Linked DNA regions of Mus musculus: all the other regions are linked to region 5. The links are chromatin loops, found by intact Hi-C in ENCODE. Cell type or tissue: heart. All regions are shown on one strand.

What was found. Hi-C counts contacts between places; a loop is a spot of excess contacts. Peaks named below come from ENCODE experiments on the same cell type or tissue, not always from the same donor. Only the 100,000 strongest peaks of a DNase experiment are listed, where the experiment ranks them.
Region 1: it touches region 5 in a loop (2.9-fold over the local background); 5 of 42 quality-filtered maps call a loop at or near these places.
Region 2: it touches region 5 in a loop (2.5-fold over the local background); 5 of 42 quality-filtered maps call a loop at or near these places.
Region 3: a loop joins it to region 5, with 4 times the contacts of the local background. A loop is called at or near these places in 20 of 42 quality-filtered maps.
Region 4: it touches region 5 in a loop (4-fold over the local background); 4 of 42 quality-filtered maps call a loop at or near these places.

The regions. Positions count from the first base shown.
Region 1 is chr13:99,235,697-99,240,696 of GRCm38, reverse strand. All of the region lies in intron 3 of Zfp366 (zinc finger protein 366), which reads right to left. Among named protein-coding and RNA genes, the nearest start is that of Zfp366, 53 kb to the right of the region's middle. In heart, a CTCF peak has its summit at 2,130; DNase peaks (open chromatin) are centred at 1,806, 2,186, 2,636, 3,346 and 2 weaker places; H3K27ac peaks cover 4,567 bases.
Region 2 is chr13:99,252,746-99,257,745 of GRCm38, reverse strand. No RefSeq gene overlaps it. Among named protein-coding and RNA genes, the nearest start is that of Zfp366, 70 kb to the right of the region's middle. In heart, no CTCF peak of the experiment used is centred here; a DNase peak (open chromatin) is centred at 2,815.
Region 3 is chr13:98,866,067-98,871,066 of GRCm38, reverse strand. It overlaps Tnpo1 (transportin 1), which reads left to right. Exons shown (of 24, transcript NM_178716.3): 7 at 746-827; 8 at 3,899-4,021. Among named protein-coding and RNA genes, the nearest start is that of Gm34995, 53 kb to the right of the region's middle. In heart, CTCF peaks have their summits at 1,847 (motif pointing left) and 3,037 (motif pointing left); a DNase peak (open chromatin) is centred at 3,056.
Region 4 is chr13:99,123,120-99,128,119 of GRCm38, reverse strand. No RefSeq gene overlaps it. Among named protein-coding and RNA genes, the nearest start is that of Gm45938, 15 kb to the right of the region's middle. In heart, CTCF peaks have their summits at 1,429, 1,733 and 1,936 (motif pointing right); DNase peaks (open chromatin) are centred at 179, 1,379, 3,019 and 3,779.
Region 5 is chr13:99,314,169-99,319,168 of GRCm38, reverse strand. No RefSeq gene overlaps it. Among named protein-coding and RNA genes, the nearest start is that of Ptcd2, 28 kb to the left of the region's middle. In heart, a CTCF peak has its summit at 1,886 (motif pointing right); no DNase peak of the experiment used is centred here; H3K27ac peaks cover 921 bases.

The DNA.
Region 1 (5,000 bases), 78 kb after region 5:
AGTGGCCTATGGGAACGTTATGACTTTTAAATTATATTGTCAGACCTATGAGTTCAAGGCAAGCATGGTCTACTTAATGAACTCCAGGACAGCCAGGACCTCATAAAGGAACGCTGTCTTGAAAAACCAAAATGACCAAAAAAAAAATTATTATATTGTGCTCCACAGTAATCCCAGTGGCCTGAAGGAAAGTCCACTGTGAGTTCATGATGGGTCAGCTCTGATTCCAGTTTCTGTGCTGTTGGCAAGTTTAATTTTTTTTTTATAGTAGAGTGGTAGCCTGTTGGTTGTAACAAGGGAGAGATACCACAATGGTGAGTGGAGGCACATCAACTTTAATAGGTGTTGGAAGGCCCAAACGGGGCCCAGGCAGTTTTTAATGCCAGGGTCGTCTCTATTTTCTCTGTAACCAACCTCAGTATCAGGGACCCGGCTACTTAAGAGGAGTTGTTAAGCCTGAGGCTGGGAGAATATGTAACAAGTCAGGAAAATAGCATCACCTTATACAACAATCTTAAAATATAGCCATTACTTATTCTCCTCCTGCACGCACACCAGTTTGTAAAAGAAAACCCTCACTGGCAGAAGGGTGGAGTCAGCCCATGAAGGACCTGAAACACCCGGGCCTCATTCACATCTCAGCAATAGCTACTCAGTGTCTTCCCCCCACCTCTGACCTCTCGCTCTCATTCAGAACACTCACGTCTTTCTAGTTCCCAGAAGAGTGTCCTCGCATGGCAATGCCCAAGTAGAGAGAGGTTTTGTTTTGATGTCTGTGAAACACAGAGCCGTCCCACTCAGACAATAAAGGGGGGTCAGAAAAACTGAGGCTGGACTGGGATCTGCTATCTACAGAGTCCTGGAATGTCAGCTCTAAGCAGAGTTCCTGCAGAACTCTGGGAACAGGAGCAAGAGTGCAGAGGGACCACCGGCCAAACTCATTTCTTCTCTGGGAAAAACAAAATCAGTAGCTGAAGGAAGGCTTCCTGAATTGAAAACATAAACGCATTCCTAAGCCAGGTCTGGATGAAGGATCGCCTTCCTAACAAGATCTGCATCAAAGTAAGAGAGATACTGGTAGGGGGCTGAGGATACAGCCTCTATCTTTCCAGATGTGAGCCATCGCACCCCAGTGAGGGTGCTGTGCTTTTCAAACATCAAAGGAACAGAAAGGAGTCTTCTGGCTGAACCCCTGCCCGATGACCTGGGGCTGAAGAGAAGCCCAACTCTGGGATTCATGGGAGATTCACTACAGATCACAGGCTTTTGGAAAGCCCAGCATCTGTCTCTCTGATGTCCCGGATGACCTTGAAACAGCTGGAATGCGTTCTCTTTGCTTCAGCCTCCTTGCACTGGCCTCCTGGTGCCCTTCCCCACCTCCTCTCCGAGATACAGGGCCTGGAGTTGCTCCCTTCCCGGGAGCCCCCGAGGCAGCAGCTGCCACAGAGAGGTCAGTGGTGGGCAGAGACAGAGCAATCACAACGGCCACTTGGCTAAGTCCAGAGGCTTAGAAGGTCAAGCAGCACTAGACCAGGCTACTCCCTGAGGTGAGCTTCAGAGCCAAGATGCACCAGGAAGCTATGCTTTCCTACCCAGAGAGGAGAGGTCAAAGAGCTTCAGCCAGCCCCAGAGAATGGCCGCCCTTCCCTCACATTCCTCTCCCTCTCTCCTCTTTAATAAGAAGGGTGTTCCTTTCCTCAAAGGGAGAGGAAGGGAGGGAGGGAGGGAGGGAGAGAGAGTGTAAACTGTCCAAAAGGACCGTGAGAAAACAGGAAGCTTTGAAAAGTACAAGAGAAAGCAAGATGAAATCTATTTGCAGGCGGGCCCCTGGGGACATGTGAGGCATTGTTAAGCAGGCAGTTCATACAGCAATATCCTTCCTTCTGCCTAGGAGGAGGGCTTTGCTGCCAAAAGGCTGCTATCTGGTCACTGCCTTAACCCCCTCCACACCAACCTGAAAACCCTCACCATGGGCACTGGCACTGAGTCCCTATAAACTACCCGGTCTGATCTCCCTCCTTTCAGTATACCAAACAGCCCACAATCCATTTGGTGCAGGAAGTAGAACCCCCTTTTCCAGGCAACTAACTTTATCTGTCTGCCCCACTCATGGACCTGCGCTCAGCCCTCTGCTGTAGAAAAGGCAGTAGAAGACCTGGTGACTCATAACTTAGGCAGCTCTGGGCTTCACCCATCTCAAAAGGGAATTTGTCCCGGAAATTCTGGATGGAAGCTCTTCCTGGTTTTCCTGGTCTTTTGGAAGGTTTTCCAAAGACGGCAGCTGGATCTTGGCTATTATGGAGTGCCGCCACTATAGAGATAGTATCCAAATCAAGAGCTGCGTGCTTATGCCAAATCTGGGAAGCATATCTGTGAAACATAACTTAAGCCTACAGGCTGGCTCTCTAGACAAACTCCAGCTGGCTGCCAGGAACAAGGAGTCTAGAAGTCGAGCCAATAGCAAGAGTCCAGAAGGGCAGTCATATATATATATGCACACACATATATATATACGCCCTTCTTCTGTCTCTGTGGTATATATATACACAGACAGAAGAAAGAAAGAAACAGAAAATGGAAAACTTCCCTCTCCACTAATTTCCCATCCTACCCTATTGTTAATGCTTGATTCTACAGCCAGTGACATTCCTGCTCCCTGGGGACAGCTGTTTCCACTGAGAACTATTTCATGCTGCAATGGGAGATTTATGTTGAGGAGGGGATTTTAATGGCCAAAATCCTAAGAAATTAGAATCTGTTGCTGAAAGAATCTTTCTTGTCACTAATTGTTGGGGAAAGGCAATTGAGCTAGCTCAGGGCTGCAGTGTCTCAGTGGCTGCTGGAAGCCTAGCTTTTTGGTTTTTTTTTTTTTCTTTTTTTTGCTGACCATGTCAATCATGAGAAGAGAATAACTATCTCTGCTATGACTATCAAACTTGGGTGTAATTGGTTAAGCTTGTTTCCTACCATCACTATGTGGCTGGTCAGACATTTGTCTCCATTGGTTACAAAGTGCATAGCAATGAACGAGTGGCCTCCATCTCTCGTCTAACCCTTCCAATACCCTACAAACGTCATTCAGGGACAGATTTCTATACAGCTCAATATGGGTAAGAAGCAAAGACCACAGGACATCCCAAGATCGACCTGCTCTTCCGAGAGATGTGAACCAGGCTTCAGGCTTTAGGAATCTCTCTACCCTATGGTTGTCAGGCACGGGAAGGAACCCATACACACCAGGGAAGTCTGTTGAAATGATGAAGAGTGATGATACCACAGGCTAGCCCAAAGGGTGTTGCTGTGGGGAAGTGGTAATGAGGAGAGAAAGAACCTGACAGCTTGCACTGGAGCTCTCAGGAAGAAAGGGCTCAGTCAAGGTGACCTACACGGATTGCTATTTCAGAAATGTCTAAGTGTTGGAGAAGGGCCAGCTAAGTATGATGAGAATGCCTTTTATCCTCCAAATTGCTTTTCCCTATGACAGACAGTACTCTCTAGGTGAAGGTGTATTCTGGCCTTCGGAGTGAAGCCGTTCAGCTCCTGTTCTGAGAGCTCAGGATAAACTGTCTCTCTCGTAGAAGCTGGGATTTCACTTTCTTATGGGATCAGACGATGTGTGCCAGACATCAAGAGCCTGAGAAACCCTTAAGGAAGGTAAAATGGAGTTTCTGAGACACCCAGCTGACTCTCCCATGCCCTTGGGACCATGTATGGCACACAGTCATCAGGGTGGAGAAGGGTATAGTTGTCTGTGAACAGAGGCCAAAAACATCCATCCAGGAAGGCCCACTGAAGCATTAGGCCCAGAGTACACTACTCTGAGCAGCTTTTGTGCCCTGGTACTATAGAGAACTTTCTAGATGCTCATGTACTGTCAGGCCCAAGATATCTTGTAAGCCTTTGAAGGTAGGGAAACAGAACTCTTCTAGGAATGCTCCAAGATCCCAGACTGCTTAGACTGGCTTTGTCCTGACCTCCATCTCAGGGGCTCCTCCACCCCAAGGCTATGTCTGCTCTGACCTACCCCTCCACCTCAGGGGTTTCCCCCAAGACAATGTTTGTACCAAGGAATCAGAATAGATACAGTACAAATGGAAGGTGGCTGGAATGAGCAGCTGTGTATGTCTTTGGAGAATAAACTAAGAGGTAGCTCCCTTTATAGAGCAACAATTGCACTGCAACCAACAGTTGGTAAGATAATTAATGCAGCTTGTGTTTGATGTGCAAGTGTAGGAGACCCTGCCAGCACCTGCAGTACAGGAGACAGTAAATCTCTGCAGGCAGAGCAGCTGTCAATGGTCAACCACTGATGGGGTTGATGGGGCGAGAAGGGAAATAGAGGGGTGTCTGAGATGAGAGGGAAGGGGTGTTTGTGGAGTCCAGAGAGTTGGGGGTGCTCGCAGGCCTGTTTGTCAGGGGGGTCCTGAGTCCAAGTTACTGCTTCTTCTGCCTTGAAGCTGGTCATCTCTGTGAAGAGGCCTTGCCTCTCCATTCCATGCCGGGCCCTGACACGTACCTATCAGCCACGCTGCTCTCTCCTCCTCCAGCTCACACACTCCAGACGGACACAATGTGGCCTTCAAACCACTGAGAGCTCAGAGAGAAGGAGGGGAAGCAGAAGCGGGTGTCAGGAAAGGAGTTGGGGAGAAGGCCCCTCTCCAGACAATGTCCACACGGCCTAGGAAGCTCTGGTCCCTGACCTCTCGCCCTGTCGAGAAGCTGCCAACACAGGAAAAAAGTTCACTTCACAGGGATTCCTTCAAGCGGGGGCCACAATGCGGAGGGGTTAAGCCGGCAGCCCCTCCTGGAAGAAGGGAATCCAATTGCAGGGACTCGGATTTACAAGTGAGTCACCCACACACCTGGCAACACGCAGCAGCAGAAAAGGAAAATTTAGGTTTCACACAGACACACTCCACTGTCTGAACGCAGTATTTCCTCTTCCCCCTCTGCTCTCTCTTCCTGACTGGGTTGATACCCACCCCTGAGGTCCTCCAACT
Region 2 (5,000 bases), 61 kb after region 5:
ATAGCTAATGTTCGAGTACCTAGTTCCTGTTATTTAAGGCAATTTAACACCCACCCCCACTCTGTCTTTCTCAAACTGTCTTTCTTTCTGTCTCTGTCTTTCTTGGACTGTCTGTCTTTCTCAGACTGTTTTTCTGTCTCTCTCTGTCTCTCTGTCTCTGTCTGTCTGTCTGTCTGCCTCTTTCTCAGACTATCTTTTTCAGATTTTCTCTCCCTCTTCCTTCCCCTCCCCCTCCTCTCTCTCTGTCTCTGTCTCTCTCCCTCTCTGTTTTTCTTGGACTTTCTCTCTGTCTCCCTTTCCCTCTCCCTCCCTCATCTCTGTCCCTTTAGAGAACCCTGTTTACTAGAGAGTTACAAAGTTTATCTTTAGGATGATACAATTTTCCTGGCAATGAATAGATGTGATAGCTATATGATATTGTGTGAATGTACTTAATGCCAGTAAAGTTTTCACTAGAAATGGTCAACAATACAGTCTGTGTAACTCAATACAAATCCATGGCAGTACCTGTGGTTATCGTAATTATACTCACAGTGTTGCGTCACTAAGCTGTCTCCTGATGGTACCCATTTTCCATAGCACAGAGCCAGGGGAAATGGACGGGCCAATTGTGCCTGGCACTTCGAGTACCTATCTTTCCCAACAGACTGGTGAGATGGAAGCCATTGAGCTCAGCATCTTCCTGTTGATCTGGACCTGGGGATAAGGTTTTGATGCCAATGTCTAGCTTCCAGTTTATGGCATAGTTTTTCCTTGTGGAACTGAGAGATGGAACCTACCTCTTGGCTCACTAGAATCATCTTCTATAATATTAAAATGAAGGATGAGAAGCAGAAGCCCGGCTTCATTCGTATAACCTCCCACTGTCTTACTGAGTTGCTAAAGATTTTGTTGAAAAAAAATATCTCTTATATTGTCCTAAGTCCCCTGGCCAGTTGCCAGATTTTGAATGATGTATCTGCAAAGTTTTTGCCTATCTTATTTGATGTTTGAGCAGTGCCAGTGTTTCTAGATTCCTCGTGCCTCTATTCTGGAACTTTTATGCACAGTTTGAATTCACCATGTTGAGGGGCTAAGGATGTATTGCTCAGTTGGGAGAGTGCTTGTGTAGCCCTGGATTTGATGCTAGCAGCACATCAACTGGGCATGGTAAAGCATGTCTGTAAGGTCAGCATTCGTTGGGTAGAGGCAGGAGGATCAGAAGTCTAAGGCCATCCTTGGCTGCATTCGAAAGTTCGAGACCCACCTGAGCTACGATAGATCCTGTCCCAGAAAGTTATCATAGTGGAAGGATGTATATTTTTGAGTGGCAGCATTTTGTGAGTTCCTCTTTGAGACTTCCGGGTAAGTTCATATTACCAATCTTACCATCTTCTGAAAATACCCCAGGGAGAATCAGAGTCAGTGGCTCTAAAACCTCATGGCCGGAGTAAAGCAAAACATTTGAGTACAGACCTGAGACCAAACGTACAGAGTTCCTGCAGCTACGTAGGAGATGACCAGTGCCAGGCACCCAAGCCCTTGACAGTCTAGGCAATTGTCTGTGTCTTCAGATCGGGGCTTAAGGTGTCTGCTAAGTGGCTTAGACTCTGTCATCTGTGGTCACTTCAGAGACATACGTCATTGCTTGATGAACGTTTATTGAACATCCTCTGGGAAGTGCCACTGCCACAAGCAGTTTTTAAAGTTCTGCCTAACCTTGTCTCCAGTTTTGCTTTTTCTTCCCATAAGAATTTTCTAGTTTTTAAAGTGTAAGGAAAGGCAATTGACTCATTCCTGTATGGATACCATCTTGCAAAGTGACAGCTAAGTGTTTTACATATTATTCTGACTTGAATAACCTGCCACTCTAAGTGCTGCCGTTTTCTCCGCTAGACTTGTTACAGGTTGGAAGGTAAGCTATCTGCACACCATAATAAGTACCACAGCGATTGTCTCTGCAAGTCTAGAATGATTAATTGGTTTTTACCTCATCTGTCCCTTCATTCCACAGAAAGTTGGAGATTGTTTTACTCTTACCACCTTCTAGAAGAAGAAACAAAGTCGTTTGCCAGCTTAATATGATGAATCGCTAACCTGGAAGCAATAGCTTTGTGATTCTTCCATATACCTCTTAATATACCCATCTATTTTCCTTATAAAGACCACTCATTTATTAAGATCCACTGTGTGAAGAGACTTACTACATAGGCCAAGCATCAGTTAAGAAGGATTCTACCTACAAATTCAGAACAGAGCCGCTCCCCCACCGTGCCTCTATCATTTGGTGGATAATTCAGCCAGTCTCTTACCCTGTCACCTGTCTTGCCTAGGGGCACTGTGAAGAGGAAACACTTCTGCTTGGAAGTGTTGTTTGAGCCAAGCTAAGAGGATGTTCTTGCATTTCTTTCATCAGGGAATGAAGATGGAGGGTGGAGGTGGGGAGGTGTTAGAGATGATAGACAAATGAGACCTTTGATTTGAGGTCATGGGCCCTACCCCTCCCCTGACACAGACATCCTATTTATCCCATGCTTCCCTGTGCAGATCACTTTGGTGGAGCATGACAATGCAGCAGACACACAAGGACTTTTCCCACATCATACTCCAAACACAGCCACTCTCCAGGGAACATAAGAGAAACTTTTGGGCTTCCACTTCCCCTCCATTTGTTTGAAGGATCAAGAGAACACAGCCCTCTTTCAACAAAAATTAAAAAAGGAAAATCATGAAAAGAGCCAGCCTCCTTTTTTCCTCTCCTTCCCCTTAATATATTGTTGCATCCAGGGAAGAGGAAGCTGTGAGCGCCACTGATACTGAGCCCCCAGGGAGCCCATAAGGGTCACACCCCAGCTACCACGGGGGCTTGTCTTCCTCCATTTGCAGCGGGGATTTGTAGTGCTGGGTGTGGAAGTTGCTTTTGGCTCTGCACTGATGTAAAACAAAGAAAACACACACACAAAAAGAAAAGAAAAAGAAATGTGTGTGATTGTGTATGTGATGTATGAGTGCGTATATGTGCAGTGTGTGTGTGTATGTGTGGTGTGTGTGCATGTGGTGTGTGGTATATGTATGTATGTGTATGTTGAGTGTATGCATGTGTGTGTGTGGTGTGGAGCATGTCTATATGAGAGAGAACTGGTGGGGGAGGGAGGGAGAGAGGAAGAGAGGGAGAGAGAGGGAGAGGGAGAGAGGGAGAGGGAGAAAGAGATAGAGAGATAGAGATAGAGAGAGAGAGAGAGATTCCAACAAAGCAGGTTGTGAGTGCACCTAGGTTCCATAGGGCAGAGAGTTCTTCAATGCAAGACTCTGGAGAAATATTTGATTAATCTTTAGCTATGTCCTGCTGGTCTCCACAGTCTGGCTCAGAACTGTGTGTTCCTTAAGGGTGGAGACAAATTCCTTCCACATGTTTTTGTTTTGGGTTTCTTCCTAAAGAAGGTGCCCAGGAACAATTGTCTCTGTGCCTTGTAACATAACAACACATGTTTATTCCCCATCTCACTAAGTAAGGTGTGCACTAGACCAAATTTTTTTTCATAGCTAGACTTTTAAGAGCTATTTTTTTAAATAAAAATATATTTGGGCCATGAGTTCTCTTTTAAGAATGAAAGTGTTTTTATGTACTTGTTGTATTGGCTGGATCAGAGGGAGCTTGGGGAGCCGGAGCGATAAAAGGGCTCTTCCTAGCATTACATAGTCTTAGTTCTTCCTAGCATTACATAGTCTTAGTTCTTCCTAGCATTACATAGTCTTAGTTCTTCCTAGCATTACATAGTCTTAGTTCTTCCTAGCATTACATAGTCTTAGAGTCTCAAACTCTGCTCTGACATCTCTTCCCACCACCTGTGCCTGTACAATTCTTGCCTGCTTCACTTTTCACCAACTGAAATCTAGACGAAAATAGAGAAACAGATAGACTTAATTCTGTACCATGCAGTACTTAGTAAGTGTGCCGCTCACCCACCAAGCAGAGAGCACGAGCACGCTGGGAGCCACAGACTCTAACTGATCCCTTTAGTCATTATGACAGGAAATGGACTTCACATCAAGGGGTGAGAAAAGTATGCATTTTAGTGTGTGTGTGTATGTGCGCATCCACACATGTGTATTTATATGTACACATGTGTGAAGGCTATTCATCATTAGGTGCTAGCTACCTCGTTTTTTTGAGACAGGGTTTTCTATTGGTCTGGCTTGGAGCTTACCAAGCTGCCTCATCTGGCTGGCCGTGGCCAGTGAGCACAGGGGATCCACTCCTCCCCTCCCCTCCCCTCCCCTCCTGCTCTGGAATTACAAGCACTACCACATCCAGATGGCTGTCCCAGCCCTGCCCCATGCATGGGCTCTGAACCATTAAACTTAAGTCTTCATGTTTGCAAGACAGGCGTTTTACCAACTGACACATCATCCCAGCCCACTTTTGGTTTTTGCTATTAAATTTTCCTTGAGTATAAGTCAAAGATCTCAGAGAGAGAGAGAGAGAGAGAGAGAGAGAGAGAGAGAGAGAGAGAGAGAGAGAGAGAGAATCAGATATCTATTTATGTAGCTCAGGCTGCCACTGAACTCTCTGCATCTTGCCCTAGTCTCATGAGTTCTGGGATTACAGATATGTGTAGTTGTACCCATCTTTAAATTCTTTGTTATCATGTTGTCCTAATAGTGAGTCACACAGGATATTAAAGCTGACTCTTGAGTATCTACCAGCATCCTTCTGGTTACCTTCCAAACCATCTCTTATGTGATAACTAAAATAAGTTTCAAAACTGTGAATATTATGTTCTTTGTTCCTTGACTTTTTATTTCACCCTCACACTGTATCACTATCCCAGTCCTCTGGCCATGACTTCCCTCTATCATGCTTTTTCATACTGCAGGACCTTTGCCCATGTGGTAAACACTACCTGGAAAGCCCTTCCTTGCTTATCCCCATGGCTGCCTTTCTGTCCTTCAGTTCTCAAGTTAAGTGTCATTTATTCAGAAGAGTAGTGGCTGCTTTAATACTGATTATCTATGATTTC
Region 3 (5,000 bases), 450 kb after region 5:
ACAGTGTCATACTGGGTTCTAGGCGCTCTTGAACAGGAACTTTTGAGTGTTTTAGCAAATCACATTCATTTAAGATATGGCTCATAAAAGGTAATGGGGAGTGATTGCTGCACTGCAAGGAGAGCCTTAGACAGTGGAGACTTTCAGGAGTGCTAACTTTACTTTTAAAGTTATTTTCTGGTACATCTCAATGCAGAAGAAAGTCGCAGTGGTGTGGAGCTGCTGATAAGAACAGAACAGCTTGTCAGTGTGGTAATGGAAACGATGAAAAGTTCTATCCACTAAACGTGTGGGTTAAAGACAGACTAAATATTATCTGGCCTACACCACACAAGCATTCCATAATGGGAATTGAAATGGAAATGGGTTCAACTGTGCTTAAGTTTGCTCTGTACTTACTAAATGTTCAGATGTTTCTAAAGAGAGCACATAGTTTCTCTTCAAAGTATTTTGTTCTACAGAAAAGAAACTGCACAGAAAAAAACCCTATATTATTTGAGTAAGTGTTATTTGTATAGCACCACGCAGGTCTTACTCAAAATTAATAAAGTCAAAGTGACTGGCTACATGCCAGCACTGTTCTGTTGTTTTTAGATGCTGTGGAGCTATGGTGCTCCACAACTGCAGTTCCCGCTTACGGGGTCATTGGTGTTGTACAGATCCTACAGACACCATAGTATCTCTAGAGATGCGCCTTTTGTTGTAACAACAGTAAGCGTATGCTGATGTGTGCCTTGGTTTCTAGGTCTCATGCTGTTGCATGTGTCAATCAGTTCATCATCAGTCGGACCCAGGCGCTCATGCTGCACATCGATTCCTTCATTGAGGTAAGACTGCCCCAGGCTTGGACTAGTGCTGATGGGATTCAAATTGGATACAATGTTACTAGGTTTTCCTAGCTGAAAATAAAAGCATTCTTTATGTGCTAGAACATTGGAAATGTGATCCAGATATGGGTTATGGAGTGAATATATGTGGTTCTGCCTCCTAGTTTGACTGTTTAGAAGTCTTCTTCAATATACCATTCAGTTTGTACATGCACGATTTTCCTAGACCATGAGTAACCTTTGAAGCAAGCAAACACAAAATACTTAGTAAGATTGGATGAAGTTGGCCTGTAACAATCCAAAGGTACATACTAAAAGAACAGCTACATAATGTTGACCTGACTGTTAACTGCATTACATGGTAGTCTTAAATGGCCTCAGTATACAGGCCAGACCATTTAGGAATAACTTTCTGTTTTTCTATTGATTTACATTATAAATATAGAGGACTCAAGAAAACTATTAGCTCTTAAATACTAAATAATGTCTTAGTGGCATAACTGCAGAAGAATAAGGTCATGCTCATGGGGGCTCACAGACTAAACCACCAACCAGAGAGCATTCAGGGGCTGGACCTAGGCCCTTACATACTGGTAGCAGATGTTCAGGTTGGTCTTTATGTGGGTCCCCTAACAATTGGAAGTGGAGTGGCTGTCTCTGACTCTGTTGCCAGCCATTGGATCCCCTTCCCCTAGTTGGACTGAGTCAGGCCTCAGTGGGAGAAGATCATGCTGCCACTTTGATGTCCCTGGGGGCAGGCGGGTACCCAAGGAGGGGATTCCCTTTCTCTGAGGAGAAGGGGAGTGGGTAATGGTGGAGGGATTTGTGAGGGCAGGATGGGGGGGGGGTGCTGCTGCTACGGGGATGAATAATATGATAGATTAGTGAAAGAGACTAAGATCTGGCCATGGGGGCTGGAGAGATGCTCAGTGGTTAAGAGCACTGCCTGCTCTTCCAGAGGTTCTGAGTTCAATCCCAGCAACCACGTGGCGGCTCACAACCATCTGTAATGAGATCTGACGCCCTCTTCTGGTGTGTCTGAAGACAGCTACAGTATACTTATTTATAATAATAAATAGATCCTTGGGCCAGAGCAAGCAGGGTTGACTGGAGCAAGCAGAGCCAACCAGAGTGAGCAGAAGTCCTAAATAAAATCCCCAACAATCACATGAAGGATCTCAACCATCTGCACAGCTACAGTGCACTCACATGCATAAAATAAATAAATAAATCTATTTTAAAAAATAATAATCTGGCCACAGTCCATAAGCAGAGCAGTTTCTTTTCAGAACCTCTTCCTGATTGCAGCAAGCAGAAAAGCTGAAATTCTAAGAAGGGATGGAGTCATTTTAATTTTCTCAACAGCTTCTTTCTGAATTCTCTCTGTGGACCAGGCTGGCCTCTTACTTCCCGGATCTGCCTGCCTCCACCTGTCCACCCCGCCCCACCCAGCCCAGCGTGTTTAAGGATTTGTAAGAAGTGGTGTGTGCATGAGTCCTGGGACAGTTGTCAGTTCACTCCTGCCTTGCTGAGACTGAATTTCCTGTTTCTGCTACTGTGCTATAGACTGCAGACTGTCAGGCCTCCCTCCGGGCTTCCTGGCCGCCTTCTCTGTCTACAGCCCAGCTCACTGTAGGTGTTGCTGGCATTGCAAACGAGTGTCACTACATCAGGTTGTTTTGTTTTGTTTTCCCCTTTTGAAAAAACAAAACAACAGCTGAATGCTAGGGGCAAATCTCAGGTTGTTAGACTTTGGACACAGCGTACATGCTCACTCTGAGCGGACTCTCTCTCGCTTTAGTGTCTATCTTAGAGTGGCCTTGAACTCTTGATCTCTCAGGACAACCAGAGGGCACCAGCTTCTGTGCCCATCCTAAAGGTGGCTTGGTCTTAGTAAAAACTTGTTATAGTCAAAAATTATCAGTGTGGACCTAAGATTCCATGCAGGCTAGTTTCAATTCCTTTACCAGCTGGCACATTTTTAACCCCTGCTAATTATTAATCTATGAAATGAATAATATTAGTATCTTGGGCTGTGACAATTGGATATACTATTCTGTGTAATGCTCCCACTTATTAACCTTCTAGAGGAGTTTATAAGCATTAGCACAGGAGTGGTGACTGTTCACTTTCCTCTCTACTAGTAGGTAGGTAGTTGACTTGGTGAATAGCAACGATCTAGGCTTGGGTTGTTCTCCGGCTCCCTCTGCTGCTCCAATAGGGAAGTGAGCACTTACACCCAGAGGATGATGCAGTGCCATTAGTTTGTTAATTAGCTTGTGGGTGGGTCTTTGAAACAGGATCTAGCTTAGGCTGTCCAGGAACTTCTGCCTCAGCTTTCAGACAGCTAGGACTGCACATACAGCAATCCAAAAAAAAAAATTTTTTTTTTAAATTACATACAGCTGAGCAGCTGGGAAGATGGCTCAGTCTGTAATATGACTTTAGCTCAGATTGATTTCTAGCACTCAACATAAACAGCCAAGCATGGCATTGTGTGCCTATAACGCCAGCACTGGGGTGGGGTAAAGGAGGAGAGATCCCTTCAGCTTGATAACCAACAAATGTCAAGAAGAATTGTGAGGCTTCAGGTTTAGTGAGTGAGCTCACCTAATTAAAATGGTGGTGGTGGTGGTGGTGGTGGTGGTATAGCAGTATAATAGACTGGCTGTGGGATACCTCTGGTCTCCACGTGCACACACTCCTCTCACACACATGTACTTACTTACCTGCATCACTTACATGCCTATACCCTGCACACAAAGCCTGGCTGTCATTAAGAGTGGTGTTTTAGGCCTGGAGAGATGGCTTAATGAGGAAGTACCACTCATCTAGAGAACCTGAGTTCATTCCCAGCACCCACATCAGATGACGCATAACCAACTCCAACTCCAAGGACTGACTTGGCCTCTGTGGGCACTCGTACTTTGTGCAACCCCCAGATGTGTATGTGCACAAAGGAGTTCCAGATTAGCCACAGTGCACAAAGAGACTTTTTCCCACAAAATCAAAAAGGAGAAAATAGAAATTATGGTCTAACTAGGAGGGAACCTGTGTTTCGTGTACAACAGAACCTCTTTGCACTGGCTGGCGACGAGGAAGCAGAGGTGCGGAAGAACGTGTGCCGGGCGCTTGTGATGTTGCTTGAAGTCCGGATGGATCGCCTGCTTCCTCATATGCACAACATAGTCGAGGTAACCAAAGCATCCCCTTTGAGGGAAGACACATGAAATAGATATGGCTGTTTTTAAATTGTAAATCCTCTTGGTCAGTTTTGTTTTTGTTTTGTTTTGTTTTGTGAGATTTAAGTTATTATTAGAGGGGTTTTTTTTTTGTTTTGGTTTGTTTTTTGTTTGTTTTTTTTTTTGGTTTTTTTTTTTTTGGTTTTTCAACACAGGGTTTCTCTTTGTAGCCCTGGCTGTTCTGGAACTCACTCTGTAGACCAGAGTGGCCTCAAACTCAGAAATCCGCCTGCCTCTGCCTCCCAAGTGCTGGAATTAAAGGCGTGCGCCACCACTGCCCGGTGGAGGAATTATTTAAACATAGAGACTAGGTTTTGCTCATCATGACTAGGAAATTCTCATTAAAAATAGTATGCCGAGTTATAGGTATTTGGGGGATATTGGGTGATGTATTCTTGGATTGTTATAAAATAAAATTAAAAATTGAATCTGTCAGTTTGTAGTTTCATTATCAATATGATTCGCCTAATTTTGTGACTTAGCAGAAGGTTGAGGTTTCTAAGAAGGACATTGGCAAGGTGGTGGGGGAGCAGGGCATCCTGCATCCCAGCACTAGAAAGGCAGAGGCAGGCCAGCCCGGTGTATAGAGCGAGGTCCAGGGCTGCAGGGACTGCACAGAGAGACCCTAGCTTGGTTCAACAACCCAAGTAGATGTTAAAGGTTTTTCCATTCTTGTGTAGTTGAAGTCAGGTCACTAGGAAACATATCAGTTGCACTTGTTTAAGTGAAGACTCTAGAAGATAGAGAAGGGAAGCAGTTATTTAGGCTCCATGTAGTACCACTAGAGTCAAGCTCTACCATCTGATTTCATAGTGCAGAATAGAGTCCTACTTGTTTATTATATGGCTTTCCAAGTGCTTTAAGCAGTGTATTATTAGCCTCACTTGTGTGCTGTGTGATGAGAGTGGGTCTCTTAGAAATGGAGTTACAG
Region 4 (5,000 bases), 190 kb after region 5:
ACATAAGATGACTCTTAAGCTTAAGATGGAGACTGGCTGGTTCTCCAAAAAGACCATCTTTCCATTAACCCAAAAAGGAGGTATTCAGAGCCAGTTTTTCAGAGAAGGACATCCAAACATAGGGGTGTGTCATGCCAATATGTGACTGCCGAGGGATGCAGCCAAGACACTAACCCAGACTGCCAAGACGAGCTTCACTCTGCTCCCCAGGCTGCCTACCATCCCCCTCTGTCTTTTCTGTGTCCCTTTTGGCCTTTATTCCAAAGGAGGATGAGAGGAGGGTGGAGAAGGGACACATAGTGATTATGAAAGGAAATGATACACATGAAAACACTTCGAGATTGCAGCACCATAGAGATGCTTCGAAGCATTGCTATTAAACGTGGAAATGGCTTACTGAATTATCCTTTCCCTACAATGGTGAATCATTTTAATTTTCATTTGAATTGCCCACCTACCCTGTGGGAAGCCGCCCTCACATTCGCGGTTACAAGATGGCGCTGACATCCTGTGTTCTAAGTGGTAAACAAATAATCTGCGAATGTGCCAAGGGTAGTTTTCCACCCCATGTGCTCTGCCTTCCCCGTGACAACAACTCGGCCGATGGGCTGCAGCCAATCAGGGAGTGACACGTCCTAGGCGGAGGATAATTCTCCTTAAAAGGGACGGGGTTTCACCATTCTCTCTCTTGCACTCTTGCGCTCTGGCTCCTAAAGATGTAAGCAATAAAGCTCTCTGGCTCCTAAAGATGTAAGCAATAGAGCTCTTGCTCTCTTGCTCTCTTGCACTCTTGCTCTCTTGCTCTCTTGCGCTCTTGCTCTCTGGCTCCTGAAGATGTAAGCAATAAAGCTTTTGCCGCAGAAGATTCTGGTTTGTTGCGTCTTTCCTGGCCGGTCGCGAACGCGTGTAAGACTACCCCAAGACCAACTGTTGAAAGAGGACAAATGGGGATCTATGCTTGACAGAGGAATGCTCAGATCAGTAAAACAAGATTACAAGGAACTCAGAAACCCGCTTGCCTCAGAAGCACCACGCAGTACAAGAATTGCTAACCATTCAGTGAGAAGCCAGTCTTCACAAAGGAGGCTGTTTGTCTGTTCCTTGTCTTTGAGGTGTTCTGATTTGGGGCCAGCCTACCTAGCAAAGAAGTACTGGTAGAGGCAAATCATGAATCATTGAGATTGATAATTTGCCTCACAACTGAAGAACTAGTTGGGGATCACAGTGAGAAAGGAAGAAAATAACGTTAACCCAAAGGAAAAGCTGATGGAGAAGCCTGGCTTCCTGCCCCGCCCTCAAGCCCAGTGAACGGAAAGGGAAACAGCACAGAGCATTCAAAGTCCTTTAAGTGAGAAAGCAGGTTGCGCATCCTCTAGCTGCTCGGGACCTTCTCTTGAGGAAACAGGCAGATGTGTTTGTGAGTGGTTATCTGAACGTGACCCCTAGTGTCCAACTTGGACAGCACTCACAGAGAAAAATCTTTGTTAAAGGAAGGCCGGAAACTGTAGGACTATGTAATAACATTGGGGCTATGAGAGATTTCATCTAGTTTCCTATTTTACAAACGAGTGGTTAAGGCCAAGGAATGGTAAGATGACTTGGGGGGCACATCGGTGGTGACAAAGCTGGAATGGAGCCCAGGTATTTTAATTCTAGTTCAATTTCTTGAGCATTTTGTTTTAGAGAATGATTGACACTAGATAGTCTGTGATAAGATCTACCTACAGAAGAACATGAGGATCAGTGTTTCGTTACACAGACTGGAATATGAAGTGGGCATTGATACCATCTATACACACTATGATCTGAAGCAATGCTAGTCAGTAACTAATTTTGGGGGGGGGGATTGGTTTATTTGTTCTGTAGATAGTATTCTGCCTGCATGTATGTCTGCAAACCAGAAGAGGGCACCAGATCTCATTACAGATGGTTATGGCCACCATGTGGTTACTGGTAATTGAACTCTGGAAGAACAGTCAGTGCTCTTAACCTCCGAGCCATCTCTCCAGCCCCCAGTAACTAAATTTTTAATTGCTCATCTTTGGTATGTGTGTATTTGTGAGTCATGTGGTTGCCAGTGTGTGCAGAGTCCAACTTTATCTTTCTAATATATTAAAGTTTGTTTTTTGTTTGTTGTTTTACAAGGCAGGGTTTCTCTGTGTAGCCATGGCTGTCCTGAAGCTCACTCTGTAGACCAGGCTAGCCTCGAGATCTGCCTCCCTCTACTGCCTGAACACTGGGATCATAGGCGTGTACCACCACTGCCCAGCTAAAATTTGATTTTTTTTCCCCTTCAGTATAATTATTTTATGTATATGAGTGAGTGTGTTCCTGCACCACATGTGTTTGGTGGCCACATGGGCAAACAAAACAGTATCAGATCCTTTGAAACTGGAACTACCAAGGTTATAAGCCACCATGTGATTTACAGATAACTGAACCTGGTCCTCTAGAAAGAGCAGCAACTACTCTTAACTGCCAGCCCACCTCTCTTGAGTTCACCCTTCAGTTTTTTATGACAGAGTCTCTCCCTGGAGCTCACTGAGTAGGGTAGGGTGGCTAGCCAGCAAGCCCTAGGTATCTGCTCGTCTCCTCCTCTCGCCAGTGCTGGGATTTTAAAAATCATGCAACCACACCCAGTTCTTTTATGTGAGTTCTGAGAGTTGAGTTCATGTCCTTGAACTTGCAAGACAAGCACTGGACTGCCCGAGCCCTCTCCCCAGCCTCGTGTTAGGCACTGTTGAAGTTTTAGACCTTTCCATATTTTCTCCATTACGCACCACACATTTCAGTGACAAATTATGGCATTTCTTCCTGGCCCAAGGTTCATAATGATCTTCAAAGGGAAGAAATGATATCATGTAACTGGAACATTCACTGAGGACGGGAGTCAGATGCACAGAGTCTCCTGAGATCTCCAGCTACGGACATTTGTGTGTGCAGCTGTTACATTCCACCCATTTCCTGTCCTCCTGCTCCCAGCCTGCTGAGCAATGCCAAAGGACATCTTGTCCCCAGGCCTGCTCATGCTCCTAGGGACCCAGCCGATCTCACTCAGCTAGCTCCTAGCATCCAGAGGTATTTGGGTCACTCCCTGCCAGACTCCTGCCAAAAGCCCTTCCACATTCCTCTCTCCTCTCCCTCTTCTCCACTTCTCCGCCCCCTGACCATATAAGATCATTCGGTGTGACCTAACAATGTGCCTCTTTACCCACCCACCTCAGACCATGTCTCAAAGGTGGAAATGCTCTTTTCTTTTCAAGGTCTTTTCTTTACACTTGAGACTCTCTCCTAGACACTCCTCCATCAGCCACCAGCACTTTGCTCCATTTCTGTTTTCCCCCCTCCTCTTTCCAGCTTCTCTTGCCCAGAAAAACACCGACTTTCCCTTAAACTTAGAAAAGACTCTTTTAGCCCATTCCTCAAGTTAAAGCCATCTCTGCCTTTTGTTTTATTTGAAGTTTGCTTGGTGAGGTATATTCCCCAAGTCTTTAATCTGTGCTTCTCTCAATTTGTTTCCAATGGTCTCCTAATATCACATGTGTAGAAAATTTAAATATTCAAAATTTGATCCACCATGGACAGAGAGGGCAGCTCTCAACAGTATCGGCCACTAATGCAGAGAGTCATGGCTGGTGAATGTGGTGAGAAAGGAACTTGAGTGCTCAGCCCTAGGAGAGACATCTTTGCTAACTAACCCTACCCCTGCTCCTCCAAGGCTCAGGAGACAGAGGAAGAGTAGGGAGAAAGTGAAAGTTTTTCTCTGCTGGTGAAATGAGCCAATTCAAACCAGATTGGAGAATATAAGGGGGAGCCCTTCATGGGGAGTGACTTCAGGGTCCCAAGAAATGAGGCCAGGAAAGTGGCCCAGGGTGAGGGAGACAGGGGTGGGGGATGGGGGTGGGAGGAGTGGCTGGGGAGGAGGGCAGACAGAAATCGAGAAAGGGCTTGCTCACAAGAGGGAGAGAAAATACAGAGAGAGAGGGGGAGGAGGGAAAGGAAGGAGGGGGAGGAAGAGAGTGGGAGTACTGAGGAACAGGGAGGGAGGGAGGGAGGGAGGGAGAGAGAGAGAGAGCACAAAATGCCTGGATTGTACCGGGAGGAGCTTATGGGGGAGGGGAAGCCCAGCCCCTGGGCTGTAAAATTCAGGGTAGAGGGCAGGGTATGCCAGCCATGCCCTGTATACATAGAGACTGAAGGATGCTGGGAGAACCTGGAGCTCTGGTCCTCTTTGGTGTGTAAAATATGCACCTCCACCACTTGTCCTGGATCTGAACTGCATCAGAAAGAACATAAGAACTGGAGGGTGGGGAGGAGCGACGTGAAACGTCTTCTGGATCCGAGATGGCGATTGTACTCACACCGTACTTAGGCAGATGTGGCTCCCTGCACAAGGTCAAGTCAGCCAGAGAATTCAGTCACAGATTAAGGCGGTGTTCTCTAGGCCCTACCCCTACTGAGGAGCTACTAGCAATTGATAAGCTACTGGGGAAGGAGAACCGGCTTTTTGAGGGCGTGGTCGCTGGTAGGTTTTCTATTCCCAGTGGATGGTCCCACATGCATGCACATATAGATGGTACTAATTGAATCCAGTGGGGAAGAGGAGGAAGAGGAGAAAACGGAGTTAGAAGAGGTAAGTATGGAGGGACATGGGAAATATAGAAAGAGACTGGCATGGATATGACCTATTTCGTGTGAGAAATGGTGTATACATGTGAGAAATTCTCAAGAGTTAAGAAAATTACATAATTATATAAGTGTAATTATTTAGAGGGCTCTAAATTCGACTCTGATATAAAGAATTTTGCTCATTACACTCAAAGCCCTAATGTTAGTTTTCGGTCTTTTCTCATATGCTGTACATATGTGTCTCAATACCCAAGTTAGACTGTGAGTTCCTTTGGAAAGCCATCTCAGCTTCCCTTCTGTACTGGCTAGTTCTGTGTCAACTTGACACAGCTGGGGTTATCACAGAGAAAGGAGCTTCAGTTGAGGAAATG
Region 5 (5,000 bases):
CAAAACTGTCCATAGAATCAGAAATTTTAGAATTAGAGAAACCTTCTGTGTCTTAACTCATTCATCTTTCAGGTTGAGGAAATGACTTAAGCTAGCAGAACTAATTTAGGATAGGACACTAGATTCCAGTTCTGGTATCTTTACTACTGTGAAATATTATTACATATATACTTATATTTTATAAAGTAGTTTAATATATAAATATATTTGTATATAGTGCATATAAACAGTATATATAATATTTATAAATTATTACTTATTTATATAATATAAAGGTAGATAGAGAGATACCTCTTCTGCGGCTAAAACAGTTCCTAAGATATTTCCAGAATCCTAAGGACTCCTGAGGTTTTCCAGGTGGCTGCAGGTTCTCAGTTTGCTCATTGGTAAGTGGGTCTGATAGTCAGTGCACAGGCTAACAGTGAGTGTGAGTTCACAGTGAATGTGAGGCAGGCAGTATGCCTGGTGCTGTGCCCGTGCTGTGAAACCTTAACTTTGTGGCTACCTAGCTGCTGGCACTTAAAGTACTCCCAGCTAGCTGAGGAATCACAGGGATACATGAGGCCTTCTTCCTGCTCTCATCATGCACAGGAGCCCATCTCACAGTTATCAGAAAGAGTTTGCCTGTGTTCTGTAAAGCGTTAGACAGCCTCATTAAAAAAAAAAAAAAACAAAGCAACAACAAAAAATTCTTCTTAGAAAATAATGGCTTCTGTGTGTGCCTGGTGTTTTGTAAACAACAGCAAAAGTTGATTCCTGTACCTGCAAAGCCTTAGAGAATAGACCATGCTTCCCCAACTTACCTTGTGTAAATGGCTGTAATGCGTTAGATAATTGTGGTGCTCTTTGTTAGGCCACAACCACTCATTAACAAAAACAAAAATGGAAAAAGCACAAACAACTTCATGAATAATAAATACCAACCTTCCTGCCCCCTGCTTCCCCGAGAGGGAGACTGCTGGCCTCTGCTGATGGAGACCAGCCGTCATACCTGTTTTAAAGCCTCAGTAGCAAGATAACTAATGCACACTGTTAGAGGTGAGCACTTAAAATGTATTAGTTACTATTTCTTTTAAATTTTATGTATATTGGTGTTTTGCCTGCATGTGTGAGGGAGTCAGATCCTCTGAAACAGGAGTTATAGACAATTGTGAGCTGCCATGTGGGTGCTAGGAATTCAACCTGGGTCCTCTAGAAGAAAAGCCAGTGTTCGTAACCACTGAGACATCTCTCCAGTTCCCCATAATTACTTTTAAAAAAACAAAAAAACAGAATGCACTGGTTCTCCACTTGTGGGGTATGGGTTACAGTGTGCCCCCTTTGGGGACAAATGGCCCTTTCACAGGGTTGCATATCAGATATTTACATTATGATTCATAACAAGCAAAATTGTGGTTATGATACCGCAAGGAAAATAATTTTATAGTTGGGGGTCACCACGACATGAGGAACTGTATTAAAGGGTTGAGGTGTTAGGAAGGTTGAGAACCACTGATCTGTGGGTGCTTGGGTGACAGCAGAAGCAGGGTCACTTATGCCAGAGTTGATGAAAAGAAGGAAATGACCCAGCACATAGCAAGGGTTATTGTTCCTCAGGCTCTAACAGAGCAGTTGGCTATATATCTCATTGAACCTTCAGGAAAGCCCTCTGAGATAGCATTACCCCACTTCTCAGGAAAAACTGGAGGTCATAGATTGGATACCAGGGAGTAGAAGACAATGGTATTTAAAACAGGCTGTTGGGAAGCACTTTAGTAAACATGTTTCTAATCACATGTCTGTATTGCCTGTGTGTGTGTCTGTCTGTCTGTTTTGTGTGTGTGTCTGTGTTTTGTGTGTCTGTTTTGTATGTGTATATGTGTACTTTTATTCATGCTGTGTTCTTTTCTACAGCAGCAGAACTTAGCCGAGACAGCAGAGGGCGCCCAGATTCTCTCTCTCTCTCTCTCTCTCTCTCTCTCTCTCTCTCTCTCTCTCTCTTTTAGGGTACCAGTTTTCAAAAATGTCTTCCATTCCTGGAACTCAGAGAGAGCAGAAATTCATATTGAGGCTACATGGGTAAAGTACCCACGTACCTGACAGATGCAGAAGACATCTTCGTCACACAAAAACACTAGATGACTCACTAGAGAATTGAGTGTATTTAGATCTGCCCAACTTGAAGAATTGTTCAGAGGTCACATTCAATTCCATGAAAGTTACATACCGAGTCTTCACAGAGTACTGATTATATGATGTTGGGATTCAAATGAAACGCGTCCCTACCAGAGACCAGAACACCAGGGAGGAGCAAAGGGACAAAGACTTGCTCCAGAGGACTTAACTGAGAAATCAACAAGCGGTTCTCAAAATCCTCCAGTGCACTGGAAGGAAACTCTAAAACTGAACAGGGAGGGAAATCTCCGAAGGAGCAGTCTCTGTAGGAGAGCAGTCTTCAGGCTGCAAACATCTTGGGGACAGAGCTATGGTGGACATTTTCTACACACACTCTCAACACTGGCCCTCGGAACAGGAGGGAAGGCTTTGGCGTTCCTCTGATCCCAGCCTTGGAAGGCTTTGGTGTTCCACTGAGCCCAGCCTTGGAAGGCTTTGGCGTTCCTCTGATCCCAGCCTTGGAAGGCTTTGGCATTCCGCTGAGCCCAGCCTTGGAAAGCTTTGGCATTTTCCCATAGCTCTGAGGCTTTGGTCCTTGACATGGCTGTGTTCGTGTCAAACAATACATATTTACACAGGACTTTACCCCTCAAGACTTTCCCCATTCTCCACAATCTCAATATATTATATTTAAAAATCATGTGTGATGGCTACCTGCCCCAGATCCAATAGAAATCTGAAGGCCAGATTCATTTCTGTATATGATGTTAAGTAGGCTTTTTGTAGGCTTTTGTATTTAGGAGTTAAAGAAAGAAAGCAAAAAGTCTACTGCACTGTTTATAAAGAGAAGATGACTTCTTGGGCTCATGACCTCTTGTCACAAGCCATCCAGTGAAGCTTACTTCTATAAGATCCACCTTGTCAGGGTGTGGGGTAGGAGGTGGTCTTCCTTTATAACCCAGTCTAAACTGAAGATCCTCCTGCCTTAGCCTGCCAGGATTCTAGATGTGTGCCACAGTGCTTGACCAAGCTCTTTCCTGACAAAGAGATAAGTTAAAGTCAGTGCCTCATAGGGCAGAGAGCAGCCCTGCTACCATGCCTCCTGCCCTGCCCTGAGCCATGCTGTAAATGCTCAGCCCTTGGCTTGTAGCTTGACTTTGAAGGCTGTAGAACCTGTAGGAGGTATGGCCTGCCTGGTAGACATAGGTCACTAGGGCCAGGCCCTTGAGGGTCAGTCTGTCCCTGGCTCCCATCTATCTACACTCTCCCTGTTGCACTGCCATGTGACGATTAGAACTACCCACACAGTACCTTCCCCACAGAGAGGGACTTAAATCCCTCTGAAGCCATGAGCCAGAGTAAATCATTCCTTCCTGGAGCTGCTCCTGCCAGACATTTTACCAAAGGAACAGAAGAGACACAACTCTGTCCCCGCATGTCCCACAGTCTAGCCTTTGCCACCTGCCTGGAACCCACAGTGAACTCAGTGGGCCATAGATGTAGCCCGGAGGTGCAAAACTTATATAGAGAGAATACTCAGGTCTGCATTTATTTGTCTTTTACGTATTTTGAGGCAGGGTCTTGCTGGGTAGACCATACTGGCTAGCAACCCGCTCTGCAGCCCACGCTGGCCTCTCTCATTCATGATCCTCCTGCCTCAGCCTTTTAAAAGTCTCTTTTCTCCAAGTGTTTCAGTGTCTGCATATGGACACAACCTTCAAGTTTCACTGAAATCTTCTTGTGCGGAACCTTTGTAGAGCTGTGGAGGATGGGATCCAAAGAAGACGTTGCTATCTTCACAGGGCCAATTCCCTCCATGGTGGTGGGTCTAAATCAGCAGGTGATGCGAGCTCCCTTGTCTTTGAGTTGGAGGGTTCACTGTAACAAGGCAGTTTAAAGCAGGTCAGGTGCATCACTTTCCTGTTCTGGGTCAGTTGAATGTGGTCTGTGAATTCTTCTGTCCCTGAATTCTACTTCCTCTTTCCCCTCTCCCTGTCTTCCCGTCATTCTCATGATGTCTCTTCCTTTGGGGTTGTGCTGCGATGGTTTTTTGCCTTCTCGTGTTCTCGTCCTCCTGACTCATTGCGGAGAGGCCAGGTCACCGAGGTAATTAGAAACGCACGGTCTGCTTCAGTCTTGGCTTTCCCCTCGCCTAGCCCTATTAGAAAGAAGAACTGCACAGGTCAAGATGAGAAAAGCGATATCCCCAAAAACATCTTCCTCTCCAGCTGCCACGGGGCTACATGCTGTGGACGGTAGATAGCAAAGCCACCTGGAGCTGCCAGGCTATTCTCAACGCTGTCTCACGGGCCCAGCATCTTATGCAGCCTTTCACGGGAGTTGCAGCTCTCAGAGGAGGGTGCAGGCAAGAATGGCTAACTCCTATTTTTATTGCAACCTGTGGTACATTTTTGTTTTCCCAGTTTGTTCAACAAAGAACATTTAGCAATCGTTTCTTTTACCTGGAAGTCATACCAAGAGCAGATGAAAAACAGTAAGATGTGTCTGCTAGTTTGACATTTCCAGGTCCGATGGTCAGGTCCTTTAACTAATCCCAGACTTTGGTTCAGTTCCCCACTCTGGGGTGCGCCTGTCATCTTGCAGCTCCCATGATGCTCAACACACTCAAACTCAGACTATCTGATTGCTTTTGCTCTTATTAACAGTCTACCTAATTACCAGTACTGTATTTGGTGGTGAGGAAGTTTCATTTTTAAACTGATGCAACTTGGTGTTGAGTTGAGGATATTCAATCAGCCTCTGGCAGGAAATGAAGAGGGGCAAGCACCTGCAGTTAGGGCGACTCCGGAGCTAATGAAGAGATGAATAATGGAAAGAATGAAGCCCCGTGCTAACTATGACTCAGTGGGTCCCACTTTGCTGCCAGGAGTCACTTATTCTTTCCA